2 separate regions of the Homo sapiens genome follow, and region 2 is linked to region 1. Evidence: chromatin loops called from intact Hi-C (ENCODE). Cell type or tissue: B cell. All regions are shown on one strand.

The links. A loop is a pair of places that touch in the nucleus more often than their neighbours do. Peaks named below come from ENCODE experiments on the same cell type or tissue, not always from the same donor. Only the 100,000 strongest peaks of a DNase experiment are listed, where the experiment ranks them.
Region 2: a loop joins it to region 1, with 6 times the contacts of the local background. A loop is called at or near these places in 2 of 110 quality-filtered maps.

The regions. Positions count from the first base shown.
Region 1 is chr6:29,720,997-29,725,996 of GRCh38, reverse strand. It overlaps HLA-F (major histocompatibility complex, class I, F), which reads right to left and starts at 2,563. Exons shown (of 7, transcript NM_001098479.2): 1 at 2,470-2,563; 2 at 2,070-2,339; 3 at 1,549-1,824; 4 at 691-966; 5 at 434-550. The coding sequence starts at 2,533. It also overlaps the pseudogene HCG4P11. RefSeq lists an enhancer at 1,170-2,004. In B cell, no CTCF peak of the experiment used is centred here; DNase peaks (open chromatin) are centred at 699, 1,976, 2,686, 3,346 and 3 weaker places; H3K4me3 peaks cover 3,516 bases; H3K27ac peaks cover 3,392 bases.
Region 2 is chr6:29,924,247-29,929,246 of GRCh38, reverse strand. HCG4B (HLA complex group 4B) reads left to right here and starts at 2,032. Exons shown (of 1, transcript NR_001317.3): 1 at 2,032-4,655. It overlaps LOC124901298 (a long non-coding RNA gene), which reads left to right. Exons shown (of 3, transcript XR_007059541.1): 2 at 510-808; 3 at 991-1,049. It also overlaps the pseudogene HLA-K. In B cell, no CTCF peak of the experiment used is centred here; DNase peaks (open chromatin) are centred at 2,196, 2,366 and 2,926; H3K4me3 peaks cover 1,837 bases; H3K27ac peaks cover 2,171 bases.

The sequences.
Region 1 (5,000 bases):
TGTCCTGTGAGAGGCCAGAAAGGAGGCAGGGCCATAAGGTCCTAGAGCAAACCCCTAGTCTTTGATCCCAGAGAAGTTTCCAGAAAAGTGTAACTGTAGATCCAGGGCAGGATCAAGAAATATGAAGAAAGCAGATGTGGGTCCTGGACCAACTGCCCTCCTGAGGTCTGTCATCAGCAGGGACCTTCCCCTGTGATTTGTGACTGCTGGGATCAGGTCCCATCACCACCATAATCATCGAAGTGAAGAATCTGTCCTTCATTTTCACAGGAGCTTTACAAATGAGTAGGTGCTGGCACACAGGGCCCAGGCTGGGTAGACCCATGAGTGTGGATGGTGCTTCCCAGTAATGAGGCAGGGCACACTTCTACTTGGGGCTTGCAACCCCCAGTGGGACAAGAAAACTCAGACTCCACTCCTCACCCCTTCCTACCTGAGCTCTTCTTCCTCCACATCACAGCAGCGACCACAGCTCCAGTGACCACAGCTCCAAGGACAACAAGGCCAGCAACGATGCCCACGATGGGGATGGTGGGCTGGGGAGACTGCTCTGGGAAAGGAAGGGAAGGTGAGGGGCCCTGATCTCCAGGCCTCAGCCCTGACCCTGCTGAAGAGCTCCAGAAGGGCTCCTGCTTTCCCTGAGAAAAGACATGACCCCTCGTTCCCCTCTTTACCCATCTCCCTCCTTACCCCATCTCAGGATGAGGGGCTGGGGCAGCCCCTCGTGCTGCACATGGCATGTGTATCTCTGTTCCTCTCCAGGAGGCACCACCACAGCGGCCCACTTCTGGAAGGTTCCATCCCCTGCAGGCCTGGTCTCCACAAGCTCTGTGTCCTGGGTCTGTTCCTCCCCATCCCGCTGCCAGGTCAGCGTGATCTCCGCAGGGTAGAAGCCCAGGGCCCAGCACCTCAGGGTGGCCTCATGGTCAGAGATGGGGTGGTGGGCAACGTGTGCCTTTGGAGGATCTGAGAAGAGTCAGAAAATTCAGGCACTTTGCACTCCTCATGGGAAACCCCAGCAGCACCCATGTGACCAACCTGAGAATGGACAGGACACCTGGGGTGGGGAAGGGAGCACAGAACCCAGACACCAGCCTGGACACAGACACCTGGGAAAATCTCCTATTCCTTGGAAAGTTAGAGTCTCTGAGGGGGGAGCAGGGACTTCTGGCCCTGACCTAAGTGGAGGCCGAGGGACTGGAATCAGAGCCTCAAACACATTGAGTGTGAGGCAGAGAACAAAACTTGAGAGAAAAGTCACGGGGCCCAAGGCTGTTGGAGGGCTCAAAGGGGACCGCGGATCGGTATTCCAGGGACTGTCTTCCCTCCATTCCCTCAGAAATTTCATCCCTTAATTGTCCCAGAGAGCAGGGCGGACTCTCACAGTCACTCTCTGGTACCGGATCTCGAAAGCCAGGAAGATTCTTCCTACTCAGGACTAGAGGGAGGGCGATATCCTAGCATTGGGTCCACTTTCCTCCCAACCTTGTGCGAGGCCATCCCAAGAGATCTACAGGAGATAGGGAAGGCGCCCATGGCCCCTGGTACCTGCGCGCTGTAGCGTCTCCTTCCCATTCTCCAAGTATCTGCGGAGCAACTCCAGGCACTCGCCCTCCAGGTAGGTCCTGAACTCCTCTGCATATTCCTCTGCCTCATAGAAGCGCTGGGTGATCTGAGCCACGGTGTCCGCCGCGGTCCAGGAGCGCAGGTCCTCGTTCAGGGAGATGTAATCCTTGCCGTCGTACGCGTGCTGGTGATACCCGCGGAGGAGGCGTCCGTCGGGCCCCATGTCGCAGCCATTCATTCCCTGGAGGGTGTGAGACCCTAGCCGGTCCCCGCAGTCAGCCCCGCCCAGCTAGCCCCGCCCCCTCCCCGCCCAACCCGCGGGGATTTTGGCCTAAACTGAAAATGAACCTGGGTAAAGGCGCCTGGGACTCTCCCGGGTGGAGGGTCTGGGCGGGTCCCGCTGCCTCGGGGTAGATTTCGGATCCGGAGACTCTGAGGGACCCGGGCGGTCCGTGGCGGATGGGGGGTGGTCGTGACCTGCGCCCCCGGCCGGGTTCACTCACCAGCCTCGCTCTGGTTGTAGCGGCGGAGCAGGTTCCTCAGGGCCACTCGGTCAGTCTGTGCGTTGGCCTTGGCGTACCCTGTGGTCCACTCCCAATACTGCGGCCCCTCTTGCTCCACCCACGGCTCCCGCGGCTCCATCCTCGGAATCGCGGCGTCGCTGTCGAACCGCAGGAATTGCGTGTCGTCTACGTACTCCACGGCGATGTAGCGGGGCTCCCCGCGGCCGGGCCGCGACACAGCGGTGCTGAAATACCTCAAGGAGTGGGAGCCTGGGGGCGAGGAGGGGCTGAGACCCGCCAGACCCTCCTCCGGAGGCGGCTCCCTGAGTCCTGCGCCCCCACCGGGCGGGCCCCTCACTCCTCCCCACAGAGGCCGTTTCTCTCTGGACCCCGCACTCACCCGCCCAAGTATCGGTCAGGGCCAGGGCCCCTGAGAGCAGCAGGAGGAGGCTTCGGGGCGCCATGACCCCAACCTCCGCGTCTGGGAAAAATATGAGTCCCGCGGGGTGCGTGGGACTTTAGAACCTGGGAACTGCGGCGACACTGATTGGCTTCTCTAGAAACGCGACGCCCAATGGGAGTGAGAAATGGGGCCGCGTTATGAGTATCCAGGAAGAAGGACCTGACACGGGTTGGGAGAGAAAGAGAAACTCTGGGGAGATGGGGAATTCTCAATACTGAGCCTCCCAACCCCAGACACCGCCTCGGGGCCTGAGCCCTTGAGAGCCACTCCTGGGGCCCTGGGACTTTGCCCTCCCCCTCCCCCTCCCCCTCCTGTGCAGGGTGTGTCTCAATGTCTCCCTGAGTCTTCGCCCGGGGGCTGAGAAACCAGGGAGAAACCTTCGGCATGGACCCAGTCCATCTCCCTTCATTATTCATTCCGAAATCCCAGTCCCTTGATTGAACTTTCTGCCTCCCATTCCATACCTGGACTCCCCGGACTCTTTTGGAAGAAAATTCACCCCAAGGAGCTTGGTGCCAGACAATGAACTTGTCCTGAGAATGAAGGTGTAGAGACAGTTTCTTCTTCTTCCTTTTCTTCTTCTTCTTCTTCTTCTTCTTCTTCTTCTTCTTCTTCTTCTTCTTCTTCTTCTTCTTCTTCTTCTTCTTCTTCTTCTTCTTCTTCTTCTTCTTCTTCTTCCTCTTCCTCTTCCTCTTCCTCTTCCTCTCCTTCTCCTTCTCCTTCTCCTTCTCCTCCTTCTTTCCTCCTCCTCCTGCTCCTCCCCGCCCCCCTCCTCTTCTTCTCTGGAAAAGTTGTACCTGAGCATATGAAATAGGACAGAGACCAGTTTCTTTCTTTCTTTTTTTTTTTTATTAGCTGCAGTGAGTAGTAGAATCTTGGTAACCCCTGAATTATCAGGAACCTTTTTTTTTTTTTTTTTTTTTTTTTTTTTTTTTTTTTTTTTGAGACGGAGTCTCTCTCTGCCGCCCAGGCTGGAGTGCAGTGGCGCGATCTCGGCTCACTGCAAGCTCTGCGTCCCGGGTTCACGCCATTCTTCTGCTTCAGCCTCCCGAGTAGCTGAGACTACAGATGCCCGCCACCACGCCCGGCTAATTTTTTTGTAGAGACGGGTTTCACCGTGTTAGCCAGGATGGTCTCGATCTCCTGACCTCGTGATCCTCCCGCCTCGGCCTCCCAAAGTGCTGCGATTACAGGCATGAGCCACCGCGCCCGACCAATCAGGAATCTTATGTGTAAAAACTGTTACTTTGGCCCCTTGATATATAAATGTGTCTAAATGCATTACAGTTGTACAACTCTCAGAGCTCCTAAGTTTTGCTTTCCCAGACTATGTATCTGTGACTCTTGTTGTATTCTAAAATTACCTTCATTCCATAGCCCTGAGTTTCTGTGGGAGTCCAGGACATCTCCTGACAATACAAAGTAGCACAACGTGTGATTGTATATTGCAACCAGGAGCCAATACATTCATTCACCTCAAAGTTGCAAGTGTTCAACGCAGTCACAATGCCCCTCACCAGTGCTCATGCACTTCCTGTTTTTAGGAAGTATCCGCATCTAAGTGGTGTGCATGTTTTATTGGAACACTTAGTATTTTTTTAAACCTGAAAAAAAGCAGAAAAAGCAATTAATTTTTAGGCAGTCCCACATAAGGTGTTAAAGGCCAAATGCAAGGAACACCCTGCTAGGCTCTGTAGATGGATGTATTAAAAATTTATAAAACAATGTGTTTAAAGCTAAGAATTCTGCTGCTTTCAAATTCTGTCCCTCTGCTCCTTCTCCTCACCTCCTGCTTCTCCAGCCCTTCCCTCCGTCCCTCTCATCCCTCAGGCCCTCCTCTTCCCTTAGTCCCCACCACTCTGTCACTCCTGAATAGTGGCTCTAGCACTGTTCCATTACCTGCCACCTGAGTGTTCTCTCCACAGTGGTCCTGCTACTGTGAGTCAAAGTGTGTCGTTTCTTCACCTAAAACACTCCAGTGGCTCCACTTCGGTCTTGTGAAGCTTCTAGAATGTCAGGCACTTGAGCATATGAGGGCATACCTGGTTCAGCATAGGCACTAAATTAATTTTTGTTGTCTAGTTGAATGAAATATGATTGTATAAAAATTTAATCGCATCATGGAATATTATAAAATGAAAAATACTGGAAAAAGGAAATATTTTATTTTACTCATGTAGTGTGCTTATCAATTTATAAATTCATTCCATGTGTCTGTTGAGTCTGTGTATGACTTTTGTATGACTGCATAACAAATTACCACAAACACTGGCTTTAAACAACACCCATTTATTGTATTTATTTATTTATTTTTAGAGACATGGTCTCCCTCTGTTATCCACGGTGAAGTGCAGTGGCATGATCATGGTTCCCTGCAACCTCAAACTCCTGGCCTCTAGAGGTCCCCCTGCCTCAGTGTCTGGAGTACCTGGGACTACAGGCAAGTACCACCGTGCTCAGGTAAATTA
Region 2 (5,000 bases), 200 kb before region 1:
CCCAGTGTCTCACCTTTACAAGCCGTGAGAGACACATCAGAACCCTGCGCATGGTCGCTGCCTGGGGTAGAACAAAAACAGGACTTGGTCAGAGCCCAGAGGAGATGCGGCTAGAGGAGGAATCTGGGGTTGGGTGAGCTCCCCCATGGGCTCCCGACCACAATATCCCAAGGATCAGGGATCAGCCCACTTCATACTTACTTGCAGCTTCAGAGTAGCTCACTCTATCTGTGGGAAGAAAATGTCCTATGAGAGGCCAGAAAGGAGTCAGGGCCATACGGCCCTAAACAAACCCCCTAGCCTTTGATCCCAGAGAAGTTTCCTGAAAGTGTAACTGCTGATCTAGGACAGGATCAGGAAACATGAGGAAAGCAGGTGTGGGTCCTGGACCAACTGCCCTCCTGAGGTCTGTCCTCAGCAGGGACCTTCCCCTGTGACTTGTGACTGCTGGGATCAGGTCCCCATCATCATAATCATCAAGGTGATAAATCTGTCCTTCATTGTCACAGGTGCTTTACAAAAGAGTAAGTGCTGGCACACAGGGCCCAGGCTGGGTAGGCCCATGAGTGTGGATGGTGCTTCCCAGTAACCAGGCAGGACACACTTCTAACTGGGGCTTGAAACCCTCAGTGGGACAAGAAATCTCAGACCCCACTCCTCATCCATTCCTTACCTGAGTTCTTCTTCCTGCACATCACAGCAGAAACCACAGCTCCAGTGACTACAGCTCCAAGGAGAACCAGGCCAGCAACGATACCCACGATGGGGATGGTGGGCTGAGAAGACTGCTCTGGGAAAAAAGGGGAAGGTGAGCGTCCCTGACCCTCAGCCCCCAGCACCGACCCTGCTGAAGTTCTCCAGAGAGGCTCCTGCTTTCCTAAGAGACATGACCCCCCCTCCACTCATCTCCTGCCTTACCCCATCTCAGGGTGAGGGGCTTGGGCAACCCCTCATGCTGCACATGGCACGGGTATCTCTGTTCCTCTCCAGAAGGCACCACCACAGCTGCCCACTTCTGGAAGGTTCCATCCCCTGCAGGCCTGGTCTCTAGAAGCTCCATGTCCCGAGTCTGGTCCTCTCCATCCTGCTGCCAGGCCAGTGTGATCTCCACAGGGTAGAAGCCCAGGGCCCAGCACCTCAGGGTGGCCTTATAGTCAGAGACGGAATGGTGGATCATATGTGTCTGGGGGAGAGGTCTAACAGGAAGTGTCAGAAAATTCAGGCACTTTGCATCTCTCATGAGACACTCCAGCAGCACGCATGTGGCCATCCTGAGAATGGACAGGACACCTGGGGTGGGGAAGGGAGCACAGAACCCAGACACCAACCTGGACACAGGTATCTGGGATAATCTCCGAATTCCGTGGAAAATTCCAGTCCCTGAGGAGGGAACAGTGACTTCTGGTCCTGACCTGAGTGGAGGCTGAGGGACTCAGAAGAGCTGGACTCAGACCCCCACACACATTGAGTGTAAAGCAGAGAACAAGGCCTGAGGGGAAAAGTAACGGGGCCCAAGGCTGCTGCTGGTGTCAAAGGGAACCCCTCATCAGTATTCCAGGGATTGTCTTCCCTTCATTTCCTCAGAGATTTCATCCCTTAATTGTATCAGAGAGCAGGGCAGACCCTCAGAGTCACTCTCTTGTACAGGATCTGGAAACCCAGGAGGATTCCTCTCCCTCAGGACCAGAGAGAGGACGACATTCTAGTGTTGGTCCCATTTTCCTTCTCTCTTTGTGGGAAGCCAGCCCAGGAGATCTACAGGCGATCAGGGAGGCGTCTTGTGTTCCCTGGTACCCGTGAGCTGCAGCGTCTCCTTCCCGTTCTCCAGGTGTCTGCGAGCCTCTCCACGCACGTGCCCTCCAGGTAGGCCCTGATCTGCTCTGCAAATTCTTCTGCCTCCCACTTGCGCTTGGTGATCTGAGCCGCCATGTCCGCCGCGGTCCAGGAGCGCAGGTCCTAGTTCCGGGCTATGTAATCCTTGCCATCGTTGGCGTGCTGTTCATACCCGCGGAGGAGGCGCCCTTCCAGCCCCAAGTCGCAGCCATACATTATCTGGAGGGTGTTAGACCCTGGCCCCGCCCCCGCGGTCAGCCCCGCCCACCGAGCCCCGCCCCCGCCCCGACCAACCCGCGGGGATTTTGGCCTAAACGGAAAATGAAACCTGGTAAAGGCGCCTGGGCCTCTCCCGGGTCGAGGATCTGGCGGGTCCCGCAGCCTCGGGGTGGATCTTGGAGCCGGAGACTCGCGGGGGGGACCCGGGACGTCCGTGGGGGATGAGGAGGGGTCGTGACCTTCGCCCCAGGCCGGGGTCATTCACCGGCCTAGCTCTGGTGGTAGTAGCGGCGCGGCATGGGCAGGTTCACTCTTGTCAGTCTGTGCGCGGGCCTGATGTTCCGTGTGCTCCGGTCCCAATACTCCGGTCCCTCCTGCTCCAACCACGGCGACTGCGGCTACATCCTCGGAGTCGCCGCGTCGCTGTCGAACCGCACGAACTGCGTGTCGTCCACGTAGCCCACTGCGATGTACCGGGGCTCCCCGCGACCCGGCCGGGACACGGCGGTGCTGAAATACCTTATGGAGTGGGTACCTGGGGGCGAGGAGGGGCTGAGACCCGTCCGACCCTCCTCCTTGCGCTGCTCCCCGGGTCCTGCGCCCCAGTGCGCGGGCCCCTACCTCCTCCCCGCAGAGGCCATTTCCCTCCGGATCCCGCACTCACCCGCCCAGGTCTCGGTCAGGGCCAGGGCCCCCAAGAGCAGCAGGAGGAGGGTTCGGGACGCCATGACCCCATCCTCGGCGTCTGGGGAGAATCTGAGTCCCAATGGGTTCGCGGGGACTTCTGGAACAGGGACCCCAGCGACGCCGATTGGCTTCGCTAGAAACCCGACACCAAATGGGGGTGAGAACTGAGTCCACATCCTGAGTGTCCAGGAAGAAGGACCCTACATAAGTTGGGAGAGGGAGAAGAGAAACTGCGGAGATGGGGAATCCCCAACCCTGGGCCTCCCCAATCAATACATCGCCTTCGGGGCCTGAAACCCTGAGAGCCACGCCTGGGGCCATAGGACTTCGCCCTGACCCCGCTCCTCCTGTGCCAAGCGCTCTGTCTCAATGTCTCCCTGAGTCTTGGCCCAAGAGCTGTCTGAGAAACCAGGGAGAAACCCTCGTCATGGGCCCCGTCCCTCTTCATTTTTCATCCCGGAATCCCCGTCCCAGAACTGGACTCCCTGCCTCCCACTCCTTACCTATTTCCCTGAACTCTTCTAGAAAAAAACTCACCCCAGGGAGCTTGGTGACAGAGAGGGAGCTCGCCGCCAGAGAGGGAGCTCGCCGCCAGAGAGGGAGCTCGATGCCAGAGAGGGAGCTCGCCCTGGGAATGGAGGCGTAGAGACAGGTTTTTGTTTTTTTTTTCTTTAAATCCGGAAAAGTTGTGCCTGAGTACATGAGACAGCATAGAGACAAGTTTTCTCTTTGTTTATTAACTACAGTGGGTAGCAGAATCTTGGCAACCCCTAAATGATCAGGTATCTAATCGGTAAAAAAATGTAACTTTGGCCCCTTGATACATAAATGTGTCTGAAAGCATTACAACAGGACTCACAAAGCTACTAAGTTTGACTTTCGCAGACAATGTATCTGTGACTCCCGCTTGTTTTTTACATTTACCTTCATTCCACAGCCCTGAGTTACTGGGTGAGTCCAAGACATCTCCTCAATATAAAGTAGCACACTGCGTTACTATATGTTGCAACCGGGAGCCAGTACAGACTTTATTCACCTCACAGTTGCAAGTGTTCAATGCAGTCACAATGCCCCTCAGCAGTGCTCATGTGCTGCCTGTTTTTAGGAAGTATTCACGTCTAAGTGGTGTGTATATCTTATAGGAACACTTAGTATTTTTAAAACCTGATTAATTAAAAAAAATTAGTTTCTAGGCAGTCCCAAATATAGTATTAAAGGCCAACTGCAAAGAAGGAACACTAAGTGTTTTTTAAACCTTATTAACATAAAAAACATTAGTTTTTAGGCAGTCCTACATTAGGTATTAAAGGCCAACTGCAAAGAACACTGAGCGAGGCTCTGTAGATGGATGTAATAAAAATCTATAAAACAATGTGTTTAAACCTAAGAATTCTACTGCTTTCCAATTCCTTCCCTCTGCTCCTTTTCCTAACCTCCTGCTTCTCCAGCCCTTCCCTCTGTCCCTTTCATCCCTCAGGCCCTCCTCTCCCCTTAGTCCCCACCACCCTGTCACTTCTAAATTGTGGCTCTAGCATTGTCCCATTACCTGCTACGTGACTGTTCTCTCCACAGTGGTCCTGCTCCTGTGAGTCAGAGTGTGTCATTTCCTCACCTAAAACACTCCAGTGGCTCCACCTCGGTCTTGTGAAGCTTCTAGAATGTCAGGCACGTGAGCATATGAGGGCATACCTGGTTCATCTTAGGCACTAAATTTTTGTTGACTGAATGAATGAAATATGAATGTATTAAATTGCATCACAGAAAGTTATAAAATGTAAAACACTGAAAAATTAAGAAATATTTTATTTTATGTAACTAGTGTGCATATCAATTCATTCCGAGTCTGTTGAGCCTGTGTATGAATTTTATAAGATTGCATAACAAATTATCACAAACATTGACTTTAAACAACACCCAATTATTGTTGATTTATTTGTTTTTAGAGACAGAGTCTCCCTCTGTCATCCAGGGTGAAGTGCAGTCACATGATCATGGCTCACTGCAGCCTCAAACTCCTGGGCTCAAGGGATCTTCCTGCCTCAGTCTTCAGAATAGATAGGACTGCAGACAAGTGCCACCACGCCCAGCTAATTAAAAAGAAATTGTAGAGATGAGTGTCTCACTGTTTGATCTTGGCTGGTCTCAAATTCCTGGATGCAAGTGATCCTCCTGTGTCAGCTCCTCAGATGTTAGGATTGCAGGTGTGCATTACCACGCCTGGCCAAACAACACCCATTTATCTGTTTATAGTACCTTAGTCA